Linked DNA regions of Homo sapiens: region 2 is linked to region 1. The links are chromatin loops, found by intact Hi-C in ENCODE. Cell type or tissue: IMR-90. All regions are shown on one strand.

What was found. Peaks named below come from ENCODE experiments on the same cell type or tissue, not always from the same donor. Only the 100,000 strongest peaks of a DNase experiment are listed, where the experiment ranks them.
Region 2: a loop joins it to region 1, with 3 times the contacts of the local background. A loop is called at or near these places in 2 of 110 quality-filtered maps.

The regions. Positions count from the first base shown.
Region 1 is chr9:98,703,400-98,711,399 of GRCh38, forward strand. It overlaps GABBR2 (gamma-aminobutyric acid type B receptor subunit 2), which reads right to left and starts at 5,536. Exons shown (of 19, transcript NM_005458.8): 1 at 5,018-5,536. The coding sequence starts at 5,338. RefSeq lists enhancers at 3,162-3,733, 4,305-4,875, 6,628-6,922. In IMR-90, a CTCF peak has its summit at 3,970 (motif pointing left); DNase peaks (open chromatin) are centred at 3,972 and 7,162; H3K4me3 peaks cover 3,176 bases; H3K27ac peaks cover 1,688 bases; H3K27me3 peaks cover 703 bases.
Region 2 is chr9:98,379,738-98,387,737 of GRCh38, forward strand. It overlaps GABBR2 (gamma-aminobutyric acid type B receptor subunit 2), which reads right to left. Exons shown (of 19, transcript NM_005458.8): 11 at 5,903-6,035. Among named protein-coding and RNA genes, the nearest start is that of TBC1D2, 130 kb to the left of the region's middle. In IMR-90, a CTCF peak has its summit at 4,217; a DNase peak (open chromatin) is centred at 554; H3K27ac peaks cover 627 bases.

The DNA of each region.
Region 1 (8,000 bases):
CCAGGCAGCATGCTGGGCAGTGGGGGTGCAGCTGCAAAGAAGATGTAAACCTGAACCTGAAAGAGCTCACGTTCTTTTTAAAATTTTTAAATTTTATTTCGTTTTATTTTTGAGACAGAGTCTTGCTCTGTTGCCCAGGCTAGAGTGCAGCAGCACAATCACAGCTTACTGTAGCCTTTACCTCCTAGGCTCTAGCAATCCTCCTGCCTCAACCTCCCTAGTGGCTGGGACCACAGGCACATACCACCATGTCAGGCTAATTTTTTATTTTATGTAGAGACAGGGTCTCCCTATGTTGCTCAGGCTGGTCTTGAACTCCTTGGCCTCAAGCAATCCTCTCACCTCAGCACCCCCAAAATGCTGAGATTACAGGCATGAGCCACCACACTCAGTCTATCTTTTTATTTTTAAATAAAAATAAATTTATTTTTTAATAAAATTAAAAATTTATATTTTATTGTATTGAGATTTAGTTAACTGTATTGAGATTTAATACAGTTAAATCTGTACTGAGATTTAATTAACTTATACACTTTAAAAGAGTGATTTATATATATATATATAAAGTGTATAATTCCATGGTTTTTAGTACATTCACAGAATTATGCAACCATCTCCACTATCATTCTCTACCTTGCATTAGAAATGATGAATACGTTCTTGCCCTGTTCTCTGTTCACCAGCTGCCTCTCTCAAACCCGGGGCTATGTTTTACACCTTTCTGCAGCATCAACAGCTCCAGTAGGTGCTCAGTAAACACCTGCTGAGCTGTACTCAGACCTTTTTAGGAAGCACAGCCTCAATTCAACAGTCCTTTAAATCCTTTTTAAAGCATAGTGAATAAGGGAAAAGATATTTGGCAAAGCCACTCAAGAAAAAAGACATGCTCAACAATCACTGGGATTTCTACATTGGATCTTGGCATCAGGGTGGTCTTTCTGACAGTTGTACCCCTAGACTGGGCTCCTTGGCTCCCTGAACTTTCTCTAAGTTTATTATTGAATGATTTAAGATAGTAACACATGAGAAAACATATAGGTCCAACAATAGGGGAATGATTAAATACGTATGGTTCACCCACAGGATAGAATAGTATACAGCCACCAAAAATCATCTTTACAAGGAGGATTTGAGGACATGGGGAAAAACCCATGATACAATGTTAACTGAAGGAAAAAAACATAAAAGAGCACATGGAGTATGATCTCAAGTACATAAAATAGTAAAAAATGACAACTGGAAGGGAATGATGCTAATTATTAGATGTTATTATTTTTGTGTAGATGGATTATGGGCAATTATTTTTCTTTATGCTTCTCTGTAATTTTCAGCTTTTCCACAATGAACATTAATCAAATTGAAAAAAAATATCTTTAACTCATTCCTTGGCTATTATTTTATTTTATTAGTGTGGCTAGAATAAGAAACAATCACATGGAGAACATTTCTGAAGACAGGAAGATCACTTGAGCCCAGGAGTTCAAGGCTGCAGTGAGCTATGATGTACCACTGCAGTCTGGCTTGAGCAAGAGAATGAGACCCCCAACTCTTTCAAAAAAAAAAAAAAAAGTCATTGTCTCTCAGATTTTTTAGATCAAACATTAAGTAATATGGTACATTTACCTTTTTACCTTGACTGCCAGGAAGCTCAGAGCTAAAATATAATACTCAATGCAATAAATTTTAGCCCAGGTTCTTGGTATAGTAACTTCTATGCTTCTACATAGTTTCTGATGCTTTCTTTTATCTGTATTTTCAGTTGTCTTGCTTGTTCAAATCCTCATTGGAATATATAAACGAGTATTTGCTGAAGCCATTTGGTGTTACACCAGAGAAGCAGAGGTTCTGATAGACAGGTATTCTGTTAGGCTGTTTCATTTTTACCAACACATGGCATTGAGTGAGGTTTTGAAAATCTACCACTATTCTACTTACAGAAGAGAGTCAATCTGGTTGTAGGAGGCTCCTTTATTGAGACAGATTGTCCCCAGGGACCAGATTAACCCATTCCTTGCTAAATCTCCATCTCTCTGCAGATCATATGGATAAAGGTCCATACTGGTGCCCATAGTCACTGGCCATTGAGGCCACTGATTGACAGCAAATGTCAGCAAATCCAGCCAAAATCTGTTCACCACATCCACCCTGTGTTAAAGTCTACAAACAATGTGACACAGCCTGCAAATAATTAGGCAGTGTCCACAAAGACAGCCAATCTGAATAAACTAGACCCTAAACACTCTAACACTAGCCACAAACATTCTTTAGATCGCTCTAGATTTTGCTGCAAATTACCTAGACTGATCCTTCCTTCACTCTGGCTCAGGGAGAAAGCACCTCTACTTTAAAGATAAGGCCACTTGTGAATTCACAGGAAATAAAAATGAAGGAAGGGAGCTGGGCACGGTGGCTCATGCCTGTAATCCCAGCACTTTGGGAGGCAGAGGTGGGCAGATCACCTGAGGTCGGGAGTTCAAGACCAGCCCGACCAACATGGAGAAACCCCATCTCTACTAAAAATACAAAATTAGCTGGGCATGGTGGCACATGCCTGTAATCCCAGCTACACGGGAGGCTGAGGCAGGAGAATCACTTGACCCTGGGAGGTGGAGGTTGCGGTGAGCCAAGATCACGCCAATGCACTCCAGCCTGGGCAACAAGAGCAAAACTCTATCTCAAAAAAACAAAAACAAAACAAAACAAAAAAAACAAAAAAAAAAAAAAAAAGAAGGAGGAGGAGGAGGGGAGGCAGCAGGACACATTTATTTAGTGCTTACAGCATGCCAGAGCACTGGCCGCTGAGCCTGCCAGCTCAGGGCATCTTCTACCCTGGCCTGTTATCTTCCTTAAGCTGTGTGTCACCTGCAGAGTACACATAATATTCCCACCTAGGCTTAGAGAGATTAAATACCCAGCTCAAGGTCATCCAGGGTGGAAAGTAACCAGTTTCTCACTAAAACCCAGGCCCCACCTACCCCAAAGCCCTGGCTCTGGGCCCCTTCAAAAGGCTAGAGACACTTCTCTGTTTGCACGAAGCTAAAATTATCTTCTGTCTTCCTTCCCACTGTTTTCTAAATATTCCCACGAATTGAAGAGTCTTCTGACTGTCTCATCCTCTTGACTTTGGGTCCTTTCACTCAGAAAGTCATCAAGACACACTCGAAAAATAAAATGTAAAGGCTTCAACCCACACCCTGAAACGAAGCACCCATCTCTTTGCTGCCACAAACAGGCCAGTATGAAATCTCTTTCAGGGAAGCTTTCTAAAGGGAAGAAACTGATGATGAAAACATTATGCAGCTGACAATACTTGGTGATGATGCAAGCAGGGCTGCCCTATCTAAAAATGTGTTTGTCCCCAAAAGACCGGCTTTGCAGTGACCCCTCCAGAAGAATATGTGCAGTAGCAACAGAGAAACTGTCAAGAAGATATGCCTCCGTGTAACTGCATTGCTGTCTCCATTTATGTGTGCCAGACAAGTACCCCCACAGAACTTGAGATGCTCAGGCAAAGACGAGGGCGATAGGAATGTCATTCGGAAATGATTTCACACCGGGTTAGCCCTGCACAGCCAGCCAGCTTGCATCCTCTGGGGCAGAGGACGCCTCTCCGCCTGCAGCAGCCTGCGCGTACCGCTGCCAACTGCCACCGGTTCCTTCACCTTTTATTTACAGCGCAGAGCAAGCTGGTTCACCGGTGAAGCGGGGGAGGCAGGGAATAAGATACAATCTAGATTCTGCTCTTTCTCTGGGGACATAAAGAGGGTCCGACCAAGGAGGAGGGGAAGCCCAGATTGCACCACCAGAGCAGTAGCGCGACCCTCCTCCCAAAAGGGTTCTGCACCTGGACTCCAGCAGAAGCGCCCGGAGAGTCCCAGGAAGCCAGGATCAAGCCCAGCGCCTCGGCCCCGTTCCGCGCGATGGAAGAGGCGCCAACCGAGCGTACTGCACAGGAAATCACTGCCCCCTTCAGGCCGCGTCTCAGACGCTGCGGTCGGAGCACAGGGGCTCGCTCGGTCCGGAAAAACTCGCAAACCCGACCTTGCGCGGCCAGCGATCGCTCCTCCAGACCCGCTCCGCGCGCTCCAGCCCCGGCCTGGCGGTGAAGGTCCGCTCTGGGGCTTCAGGCAGAACCCAAACCGAGGGCGTGGGGAGGGGTCTTGGGATGGAAAGCCCTTGGCTCTCTGGCTCCGCTCCGGACTGCTCTCCAAGTCTGTGCTCCGGCTGCTAGGTCGGATGCTTCAAGCCTGAGCCGTGAGAAACTGCCTGCAGCCGCCCGGCCAACAGCAGCGGCGCGGCCGGACACCACTGCACGTCCGGGACGAGAACTGCCAGGGCACTTTCTGAGCAACTAACCCGAGGCAGGGGTCTCCTGAAATCGCTCTGGCCACAGGCAGCGCCGGGCACGTCCAGGCAGAAGCGCTGCAGAGCCGGTGGCCCCACACTTGCCCGCGCGGAGCGGGCTCAGAGCTGCTGGCGCGCACCAGGCGCCCAGCCACGCTGCACGCTCAAGCCCCTTGGGTTCCGGAGCCTTCCGGACCTCAAAGCGCGGCTCGGCTTCCCTGGGGGCCTGTGAGCAGGCCCGCGGCCCCTCCGGCCCTGGGTGGCCCAGTTTGCAGTCAATGCGCCTGTTCCTCCCACTCGGTACCTCGCAGCCCCATGAGCGGGACCTGGACAGGGACAATCAATGTAGGCCTTTGGGGGTCCAGCCCCCACCTTCTCCACTCCTTTTTCTCTGGTCAAAAGAGACCCCAGTCTTCTATCCCACCCCCACCCCTCCCCACACACACATACACACATAAGACCAGAGGAGGGGGTGCTTGGCAAATGTTACCAGCTGTGCCAGCCAAGCCCAGCAGGACCGCGGGGGTGAACACTGGGCACCAGCCCTCTCTGCCCTCGGCAGGCGCGGGCCGGTCAATCGGGGATCTGACCAAAGGCCGGAGGTTGCCTGTGTCCAAACCACCCACCCCAATGCCCCCCGAAGCCCCGACGGCAGGGGCAGCCGGACACTCACCTCCGTGTCATAGAGCCGCAGGTCGAGGAAGTAGGGGCGCAGGAGTGACTCGTTGCGGATCTGCTCGATGGCCAGTTCCACGGCGGGGAGCACACCGCGCCCGATGCTGCCCTTGGCCACCTCCTTGGTGAGCGGCATGAGGCCCATGATGGAGAGCGGCGGGCTGCTGGGCGGCGGCCGGGGGGCGCCCCGCGCCCAGCCCCAGGCCCCGGGCGCCAGAGGCAGCAGCAGCGGCAGCAGCAGTAGCAGTAGCAGGCGCGCGGGCGGCGGTGGCGGCGGCGGCGGCGGCCCGGGCTGCCCGGAGCTCCGCGGGGAAGCCATGCCGCGCCGCGGGCTGCGGGCGCCGGCTCACTCGGCCCGCATGGCCTGGCCCGGCCCGCCGCCCCGCGCCAAGGTCTTCCCGCGGCGCCCGCGCAATGGCGCCGGCCCGGGCCCCGGCTCCGTCTCGGGCTAGGGTTCCGGCTCGGCTCAGAACGGCCGCGGCGGCGGCGGCGGCAGCGGCGGCGCCCGTGACGGATCAATCACGCCGGGAAGGGGTGGGAGCGAGCGGAGTGCGGGAGGCGGGGAGCAAGCGAGCAAACGCGGAGAGGGGGGCCGGCGTCTCCGCGCGCGCCTCTCTCCAGCGCGGCCGCCCCGCACCGGGCCGCCTCCGCCCGCCCCCGTGCGCGCTCTGAACCGCTCTCCCGCCGGGAGCTGCTAGGCGGCAGCCCCTGGAGCTCGGCCGGGGGAGGGCGGACGGCAGGAAACGCGGGAGGCGAAGGCGAGGCTGCTCAGGGGCGGCTCGGGCCGCCTCCAGGGACGGGGACGAGCCGTGCGCGCCGGGGGAGGGGGAGGCGCTGGCGCTGCGGCGGCCGCGGGGAGGGCCACCTTCCCAGCACACGCACACACGCGCCCCCGGCCCTCCGCTGCGCCAGCTGCCGCTGCCCGCCGACCGCTGACCTCCAGGCACCAGAGCGCCCGGGGACAGCGATCTGGGAACCGGGACCGCGCGCTGGCACACGCAGTGGCCGCCGCCGCTCCGCCGAGCGCTGCCTGTAGCACCTGCACGGTGGTTTGGAACCGCTTCTCGGAGGTCTGGCCGGGAAGGTCTGGGCAGGAGAATGTTCCACGAAGGCGTCCCAGAGGCATCTGCAGCCTACGCTCTCCCGTTCTTTTCTGGCGCCCACGAGCCCCTGACCGAGTCCCGGGGGTCGCTGAAGACGCCCACGGGTGCTCGAACGCCCGTTGGTGCCAGGCTGCCCGGCCTTTAGGGCCTTGGCTGAGGACACCCCTTTCCTCCCCACCAGACGGAGCGACCGCCCTTTGCCAACCCCAAGCAAAGCTGGGGTCCCAACCTTACGTGCGCTACCGCCCCCTCCAGGCATTTGACCTCCCCGCGTCCCCATTCTTGATGGGCCCCGCCCTAGAAGTCTCCCGGGGTGGGAGCACTATCCTCAGGCCAGGGCGGGGCCGCGCGCCCCTGGACTTGGCCCTCTCTCTGCCAGGTCGCACTGGCCAATCTTAGCCAAAGCAGTCCCGAGCCAGATGTACCCGAGTGAGCTGACCTAAGACCTTGGGTTCCTTGTGCCTCTGCATACTTCAAGAATAGGAAACGTGATCATTAATCTATAAAGTCCCAGGGGCTGATTAATGCGAGGAACACAGTAGGACATCAAATCACAAAACATACTTGAGCCTGAACCAGGGACTGTGGAAGATATCGACGACCTTGTAACAAGAATGGAAGTTTGACCTTCGCTGAGTACTTACTGTGTGCCTTATGATGTAATCCCCACAACTGCCCTGTAAGCATACTGTGTTACTCACCCTTACTTTACAGGCGAATACACTGGTGCTCAGAGAGGTTCTGTAGCTAGTGGAAGCACACAGAGCTACTGAAGGACCGGAACCCAGAGCCAGCAGGAACTCCGTGCACAGTGCAGTGGGAGCCAGGGATGTGGGACTGCAAGTTTCCTCTCCAGGAGGAGCACTGCCCTGACTCAGTTGCTCTGGACATCGATTCCCTCCGGCATATGGTGAGGGATTTGGACCGGATGATGATGATGATGGCCACACACCAGCTCTACTGGAGTGAGGCAAGGGCAGCTCTGAATCCAGGCTGAGTTGTTAGGAAGCACAAAGATGTGAGTGGAGGCTGAGCAGAACTACTAGAGAGTACCTTGGACAGCGCCAGGGAAACCAGGCCAAATTCTCTCTGCCCTAACTTCTCTTTCCAGGCTTCTATAGACTCCACCTCTCCCGGCTCCACTTGGCATTTCCTTTTCCCCAAGCTGGAGGGTTTGCATGAACAGAACTCACCTGAGCATCTCCTCCAGGAAGGGAGGAAGGAAGGGAGGGAGGGAAAGAAATGGTCCAAAGGACAGTGTAATCCCCAGATACTCGCTCAACTGCTGTCTCACTTGACATCACAAATATCCTCCAGTCATAGTCTTCTGGCACCTGCCATTCCTCAAACCCTTAGCTCAGGTTTCTGAATGAACATTTTCACTTGGTTTTTTTCTTTTTTCTAATTCTTTCCTTTAGTCATTTGTGTCCTCCTTGCAAGCTGTGCCAATATAGAGTGTCCACTGACACCTACATCTGGGAATAAGTTGAAAGCTGGGTAACTTTGCCTGACATTTACTAAGGGGTTGAAGGCCCTACCTGGCATCCTGCCCTACAGCCCCTCTGTCTTCTTTTATGGTGGGGTGACCTGGCCCCAAGACGCATGACCTGGGATCTGCCCTGACCCAGGGGGCACCAATCTCACTCTCCATCAGCATGGCTCCAGGCCAATCTCTGATCTCACAGCCCACTCCTAATGCCTGGGCATCCCTCTGGTTCCAAGATCTTACTCTGGCCTGGTATTACAGTTTGGGTAACTGCATCCCTGATGTGCTTCCTGAGTCTGAGTTCCTGCCTCAGTCACCAGCCTAGAATGCATGTTCCTCCAGAGCTGGGGTCCAGCGTCTTGCTTTATAATAATCATTCATTCCTTTGACCA
Region 2 (8,000 bases), 320 kb before region 1:
CATGATCTCATTTAATCCTCACAACCCTATTATTATCATCCCCATTTTACAGAAGAGGAAACTAAGGTTCAGAGATGTTAAATAGGGTAAACAAAAGCCACTGAATTGTACACATTAAAAGGGCAAAATTTATGGTATGTGGATTATATCTTAATTTAAAAAAATCTGAGACAAAAATTTTGGTAATATTGGCTGGGATAGGTGGTTACCAGATCCCTAAGAACTTAGTTGACTTTTTTTTTTTTTCTGGTATAAGCCAGCTAATAAAAAATCAGAATAGTCTTGCTTTCTAATGAAACATCTCAATCATCTTTGTGGTCCAACAGAGCTAGTTTTAAACTTCTTCCCTGCTGCCTAGCAGTGTGTGACAGGGCTTCCGTTTTCTGCTCCGTCAGGTGGGGACAGTGAACTTGGCCTTGTCAGGTGGTTGTGAACGAAAGGCTGCCCCTGGCTGAAAGCTGGCCTTGGTGACTCGCAGAGGCTGAGGGCACAGGCTCGGGAGTTAACAGGAAGCTGTTACTACCCCACGCCCAGGAATGCTTCTGAGAGCCCAGGAAGCTGCGTGAGGCCCACGCTGGGATCTAAGGTCCGCCTGGAGCCTCCTCATCCTGTCTGCAAAGCCCCTTCTTACTCCTCCCCCGCTCGAGCTGGGGTTTCTGCCTCAGATCCACAAGGAAGGCAAGTGCTTTTTCTCATCCCCACCTGCTGGACTCCTTGTCTGGGCAGACAGGGGCTGGGATCCCAGAGCCGGGTCAGCTCAGCTGCCGGGGTCCATCCCTTCCCCCTGGCACTGGGGCCCTGGCCACGCCCAGCACTGTCCTTGCAGACAGCTCCACGTCCACAGGGGCCACGTTGCTATGGTGACTCCACTACCCGCACAGTGTCCAGGGAGACAGCACGGGGTATAGCTGGAGCTGTTCTCAAGACTTGGAGAAACCGGCACTGACAGTCTGGGAAGATTCTGGAAAGGGTCAGAGGGAGTGGGGGATGGGAACTAAGAGAAACTGCATCCCTAGGAGTAGCACTGTGTGTGGGTGAATCTGTGTGCACGCACTCACACACGCACCCACCCTCGTCCGAGCAGAGGTGTAGCCCCTAGAGAGGCCTAATCTTGTGACTGTCATAGGTTTCTGCCTGAGGGGGTATTCATGGTTTCTCACTGTGTTAAGCTGCTATTTTGAAAACTAAAAGGGAGAAAAAAGCGGCATGTATATGGCAGCAGAGCAGACAGAACTGTGACTTCGGCTGCGCCATGTCTGAACCTGGTCTCATGGTCTACCTTGTCCCCTGTCCTTTAAGATTTACAGAACCCAGTGTGGGACACCAGGAAATTACACTGTGACGAGGATGCAAGGTGACAAGCTGTGATGCCTATCCCTCCTCCTACATCCCTCCATGCAGCACTCTCCCTGAGTTCCAGGCGGCTTGTCTGAATCGTCTTGTTTAACCCACACTGCAATCCTGCAGAGGGAAAACTGTTATGCTCATTTTACAGATGAGAAAACTGAGGTTAAGTCACTTGCTGCAGTCAGGAGCTAGTAAGTGGAGGAGGTGGCAGTCGAATGCAGGCTGTTGTTGGAAGATCCGTGATCACTACACCATAGGGGCCTGCTTCTCCTTGCAGCTCCCCACTCGGTGGGAGTTTGCTGGGAGCAGCCTTCTAGGTCCGAAGGACAGAATCCATGGCACCAAGTGAAATTAAGGAGCTGCCCACCCTGGAATAGCAGGTGGAATACAACCCAAATTGTACCCATCAGGCACTGGTACTTAGGCCCTAAATTCAAGAGCTTTCACTTCCTCTTCCTGGGCAATATTGAGAATTAGTAAATAAATGGCCCCAGCCCTAACCCATGTACACCTCTGTGCTGACCCGATTCAGTCCGGGGTAGATAATCTATGCCTTTTCCCCACAGTCATGCATGTGGACTCCCCTTTGTAGAGCTTCTAAAACAGCCTTGACTGCAAATAAATTAATTCTCAGGGGCAGCAAGAACTGGGCCCTAATATCTTTTCGGGCCCTCATTTTCAGAGCCGATGCTGATTTGTAAAGCGCTTTATGATTTATTCATATCAGCCTTCCCCGGCTTCCCAGGACAACCTTCCCCTCACACAAATGAGCGTGACTCCCAGAATAGAACATCAGGCTTCATTAAAAAGAAAAGCCCTGGGTGTGGGGGATGTCCCTGTTTTTGCTCCCTAGCCTGCGTCACCCTGTGGTTGTTGAATTCAGGTCAAACTTGAGAAAGCACCTGTGCTTTCATAGCCTTTGGCTTGTGAACAAGGCGAGATGTCAGGAACTTCTTTCTGGGAAGGAGAGAGTTTCTAAAGGCTGGGCAGCCCTTCATGTCTGCTGCAGGAATCTCTGCAGTGAAGATTGAATGCCTCAGGACACCTGAGGCATTCCCAGGTGTCCAACAGCAAGTGATGAGGAGATGGGCAGAGTGGCCCCCGGGAAGGACTGGGGCCATGGCAGAATGAGGGTAGGGTTTTGCTCCACCGGTTCTCAACCTGGGGAACAAGGCAAGCCCCTTGCCTCTCAGGGATGCCACTGAGAAACTGGAGTTGCCAAACTTGCCCCCAGTATCTTTTTTTTTGAGACCGAGTCTCGCTCTGTCGCCCAGGCAGGAGTGCAGTGGCACGATCTCGGCTCACTGCAAGCTCCGCCTCCCAGGTTCACGCCATTCTCCTGCCTCAGCCTCCTGAGTAGCTGGGACTACAGGCGCCCGCCACCTCGCCCAGCTAATTTTTTGTATTTTTAAGTAGAGATGGGGTTTGCCATGTTGGCCAGGTTGGTCTTGAACTCCTGGCTCCAGGTGATCTACCCGCCTCGGCCTCCCAAAGTGCTGGGATTATAAGCATGAGCCACTGCACCCGGCCCCAGTACCATTTCCATTACTGTAATCATCACTGTGTCCTAAAACTTGGGGAGGAAGCCTAAGCACAGATGGAAGAGAGAAATCCTCACTTTCCTCGTTTAACTTCATCAGGGTCCCTCAGGAGCAACCTTTTATTCAGGCCTCACCACTGCCCAGGAAAGCTGACCATAAATAAATTGTATGCCCATGAAATTGTTAGGCATCTCAGGGCACAAAAGTCATGCTGATGTAGGAATATCAGAGACTCAGTGGCCTTCACACTTCCACTAAAACTAGCGAGACTTCCATGCGCTTTGGTTATCATTCTCATGCCAGAAGGCCACCCTTGTTTTTTTCTTTTTTTTGAGATGGAGTTTCACTCCTGTGGCCCAGGCTGGGGTGCCATGGCGTGATCTCGGCTCACTGTAACCCCTGCCTCCCAGGTTCAAGCGATTCTCCTGCCCTCAGCCTCCTGAGTAGCTGGGATTACAGGCATGCGCCTCCATGCCCGGCTAATTTTGTATTTTTAGTAGAGATGGGGTTTCTCCATGTTGGTCAGGCTGGTCTTGAACTCCTGACCTCGGGTGATCTGCCTGCCTCAGCCTCTCAAAGTGCTGGGATTATAGGTGTGAGCCACTGCACCTTGCCCCAGGAGGCCATACTCTTTAGAGAACAACCCCACTGAACCACACCCACAAGGACTTTTGAGAAGCTCAGCTTCTTTGGAAGCTGACTGCAGGCACAGTGAAGCCAGGGACTTGCATCTTTTGTATTCACCTTCTTCACTCCCAGACGGGCAGAATAATGGGAATTAGTCTCATGCCAGAAGGCCATACTCTTTTGATCTTTTGGTGGGAATGAGCCAGTGCCAGGCTTGGAGTGAAAAACTCTTGAGTGGGAAGAGTGAACCAAGTGACCCTGGAGCACTGGGGTTTGACAGTCATGCAGGTCCCTCCAGGAGAGGAGAGGGGCCTGAACACACCAGTGACCTCACTACCCCCTCAGTTACTGGGGACTCGACCACACACTTCTCAAGGCACTGCCCAATTGAGGATAAAGTAAATGTATCTGTAGACCTCTCTCTGGCTAGACAGCTCACAGTGAAGTTACTGGTAACAGGAACAATTTCTCGATGATGTGTAACAGTCAGTCCAGTTTAATCATTCGCAGAAATCCTGGGAGCAAAATCCCCTAGACTGTAAGATCTTGGGGGGCTTCCCTTCTTTCCATGTGCTGTCCCAGAGCAGAGGGACTGGCCTGGACTCAGTCCTCAAAATCTGGGGTGTGAGTGGGGACTTGCAGCACATTTAAAGGGTGCTTCGTTTAAGCATCCCTCACTGCTAGCCTTCAGCCCTCATCATCCAGCAGTGGGCAACACTGAGGCTTGTGAGCAACAAATGCAGTCTAAAAAAGGCTGCTTTGCAAAAAAGGGCCCACAGTGCTCTCAACGTCTTGAAAGAAAACAGCACCAACAAAGGAGTGGCTTTTGGATGAATCCACTCAGCACCGATCTTTTGACCATCCCCTCTAGCTCTGGTCTTCCAGGCAGGGGACTGGATGAATTACTGCATGTGGGACTCTAAAGAGACCCAGCTGGCTAACCCCATTTGGACAGATCATAGTCAATGTCCAGAAATACATCCCAACTGATTACTTTATTCTTAAAAAGTAAGTTCATGATATTTTCAACTGAGAGTTAGTTCCATAAAACTATTAAGTGATTGCTAATACATAACCCCCTTTAAAAAAATAACTAGGGAGGCCGAGGCAGGCAGATCACCTGAGGTCGGGAGTTCGAGACCATCCTGACCAACATGGAGAAACCCCGTCTCTACTAAAAATATAAAATTAGCTGGGCATGGTGGTGCATGCCTGTAGTCCCAGCTACTCAGGAGGCTGAGGCAGGAGAATCACTTGAACCCAGGAGGCGGAGGTTGCAGTGAGCTGAGATCATACCATTGCACTCCAGCCTGGGCAACAAGAGTGAAACTCTGTCTCCAAAAAAACCCAAAAAACAAAAAAAAATAAAAGGCATTTCTTTAGGCATTAAACTTTTTAACATGTTAATTAACTTTAAAAATAATCTTTCTAATGTATAGTAAATTAGTTACACTGCTTTGGACTTCATTAAATATATATATATCTCAATAGGGATGATACAGCCCCCTTGGGGGCAACTGTTGGTTCTTGAATGTGAAGAAACATTACTCTTTTTTACGTATAAACCATAGATATATATATAAAGTACACAAACAGATATACATTACATTTCTGGTATTAAACTTTCATAAGAGGAATCATTAGGAAAAAATGTCTAAAAATGCTCCTTAGGGGAACAATAAGGAAAAAACCGTTGAAGAAAACACCACTTAAATAGAAAATAACAATTATAGCTTTTACCATATAACTCAGTCAGACATACAAAGATCTATCGTCATATTCTTTGATGGTTTTTGAGGTAGATGGGAGGATCTGTTCCTTCTTAAACGATCCTGACCCTGACTCTGACCCTTGGCGCTGATGCTTTTCTGGAAGATAATATTTTTCCCCTCCTTTTCTATGTTACTCTGTCAATTCTCAGTGGGCTCTCTTCTAACAGTGGCCTGGTAAGTCCAGTATCTTTATTTCCGAGACAGGGTCTTTCTCTGTTTCCCAGGCTGGGGCACAGTGACGCGATCACAACTCACTGCAACCTTGATCTTTGGGCTCAAGCAATCCTCCCTCCTCAGCCTCCTGAGAAGATGGGACTACAGGTGTACACCAGCATGCCTGGCTAATTTTTTTTTGTATTTTTTGTAGAGACAGGGTTTCACCATGTTGCCCGGGCTGGAAGTCCATTATCTTAACTTTGTAGGTGGTATTTATACCCAGTGATGGCCTGACAGTAACACCGTTCTTCCCTGTTGAGTTGAAAACTACTAAATGGGTTGTTCCCTGCCTGTTCATGTATTTTCATGTATTTCTGGGTTTGCATCTGTGTTTTCGATGACTGAGGTCACCAAGGAAACTTTCTATCATATACCACTGGCTTATGCAGAATGACTTACGGTGCAAAGTGTTTCAAAGGTCTTTTCAGAGACAAAGGATCCATCAAGGCCAAAGAGAAATATGGAAGCATAGGAGAGCATCCCTCCAAGGATGATAAGGTTGTTCATGTATGGACTCGACATCTTTATGAGCCTGACAAGAGAAAGAGACAATAGATTTAACAGAATGGTTAATTTAGTTATTCCTTCAACAGGTATTTTCTAAACGCCTGCTAGATATATATTGTTGCTCAGGCTAGAGGGGAGAGAGAGAAACAGAAATACGCCATGGGGCCTCAGGGGACACATCAGCAGGAAGTCCCACATTTCTAGTCAGATTTTCCCCAACACCCAGGTGCTCACTCTGGAACCTTCCCCTTACAGAGAAATAATGAAAAGCTCTGGTTTCCTCTACCCTCCTCCCCACCTACTGTTTGTCCTTCACTAAAAGACCTCAGACAACTATATATTTCTAATTGTTGATTTCCCTGCCTCCTTTGTCAAGTTCACCTATTACTTCCCAAGGGACAGCTTGTCACATCAGCTTCTTCATCCATTAATTTTCAGTTTAAACAAAAGCATTAAGTCAACAGGTTTTTTTTTTTTTTTTTGGCTGGAACTAAGAACTCATGTCAAATCTAGAGAATGTGACATGTAACTTCAGCCACGTTCCCCACAGTGAGGAGAAAGTCCCATACCACACTCCCCAGCCTTGAGTAGACCATGTCAAGGAGGCCTAACTGTGAGTCTCAGGGTTGCTTAGGAAAGCTCACACTGTTCCGTGCACAAAGACAGCCACACATGTGGGCAGGAATACCTCTCCCAGTCACCGGGTGACAGAGGGAGACACCAGAGTCCGCAACCCACCCACTACCCCTGTCTTCACTAGGCTGCAGTGGGGAGCAGGGAGCATTCTTTATACTTCCAGACGCTGCATCCTTCTCTGTCATTTCCTCCCGGAACCCTGTGGTGGCCTCCAGCTGCCCAGCAAGCCAGGGTCATCAGTGGGCTTGTAGGTGCCTGGCCCCCCCAGCACAATCAGCTCAGAAGGGCTTCAGGTTTTAGGCGCCCTGTGGTTGAGGGGCTCTTTTGCAGACTGTAATTACAGCCAATTGTTCCCCAACATTTTCCTTTGCATTCTCCAGTTCTGTTAACCCTTCACATTTTAAACATGCAATACGTCAAAGGGAGAGGGAAATAAGAAGCCTGCTGCTCTTCCTCTGTGAACTGCACCCCGGCTTTCAAGTTGGGAGCAGGGGGTCCAGGGCTTAGACTCGGCCACTCCATAAAAGTGACACCTTGACAAATCACTTAGCCTGGCTGAATTTCCTCACCTGTATAACTGATCCTGTTGCCTTGGACACACATGAAGCTGAGATGACGCTGGGTCCTTGGAGGTCCTTTTGTAAACCGTGAACTACTTAGGTGCCTCAATTCTTATTACTACAGCAGTCAGGGGAGGGGAGAGCCTGGGGGTTGGGGCAGGCTTCCCAGAGGAGGTGGGCCTTATAGGATGGATTTAGGAAGACAGAAGTAGGGGGAGGGATTGGGAACCATAGCAATATTTTTTTTCTATCTTTCTGCAGATTTTTAAATAGCCAAGCCAGTTAAAAAACAAGACAAAACAAAACAAAAAACTTCACCTGGATGCCAGCCTCTTGAAAAGAGTAATGGTAACTTTCCCCCAGGAGGCCAAGAGGGGGTAGTTAAGGAATTCAATGAGTTTAGTCTTATGATGGGGCAACTTGCTGTCCTGATGGGACTTCTCGAGGCATCTGGGCTGTCAATCTAACTTTGAGAGCTGATTATGTGCCCAGGCCTGTGCCAAGTGCTAAGAGGTATGTTGAGCATTTAAGGTTTGTATGGAGTGGACAAAAGTTGCCTCACTTTTTTTTGTGGCAGTATATGTGCTATTTGTTGTAAGTAAAATAAAATAACAGGAGAAGAAAACTCTTTTCTGTTTTTCAGGAAATAGGTTTGACCTAAGCAACTGCTATCAAAAAAAGCCAAACAAACAACAAAATAACCCCGGACACAGTGGCTCATGCCTCTAATTCCAGCAACTTGGGAGGCTGAGGCAGGAGGATCGCTTGAGTCCAGGAGTTTGAGAAAAGCCTAG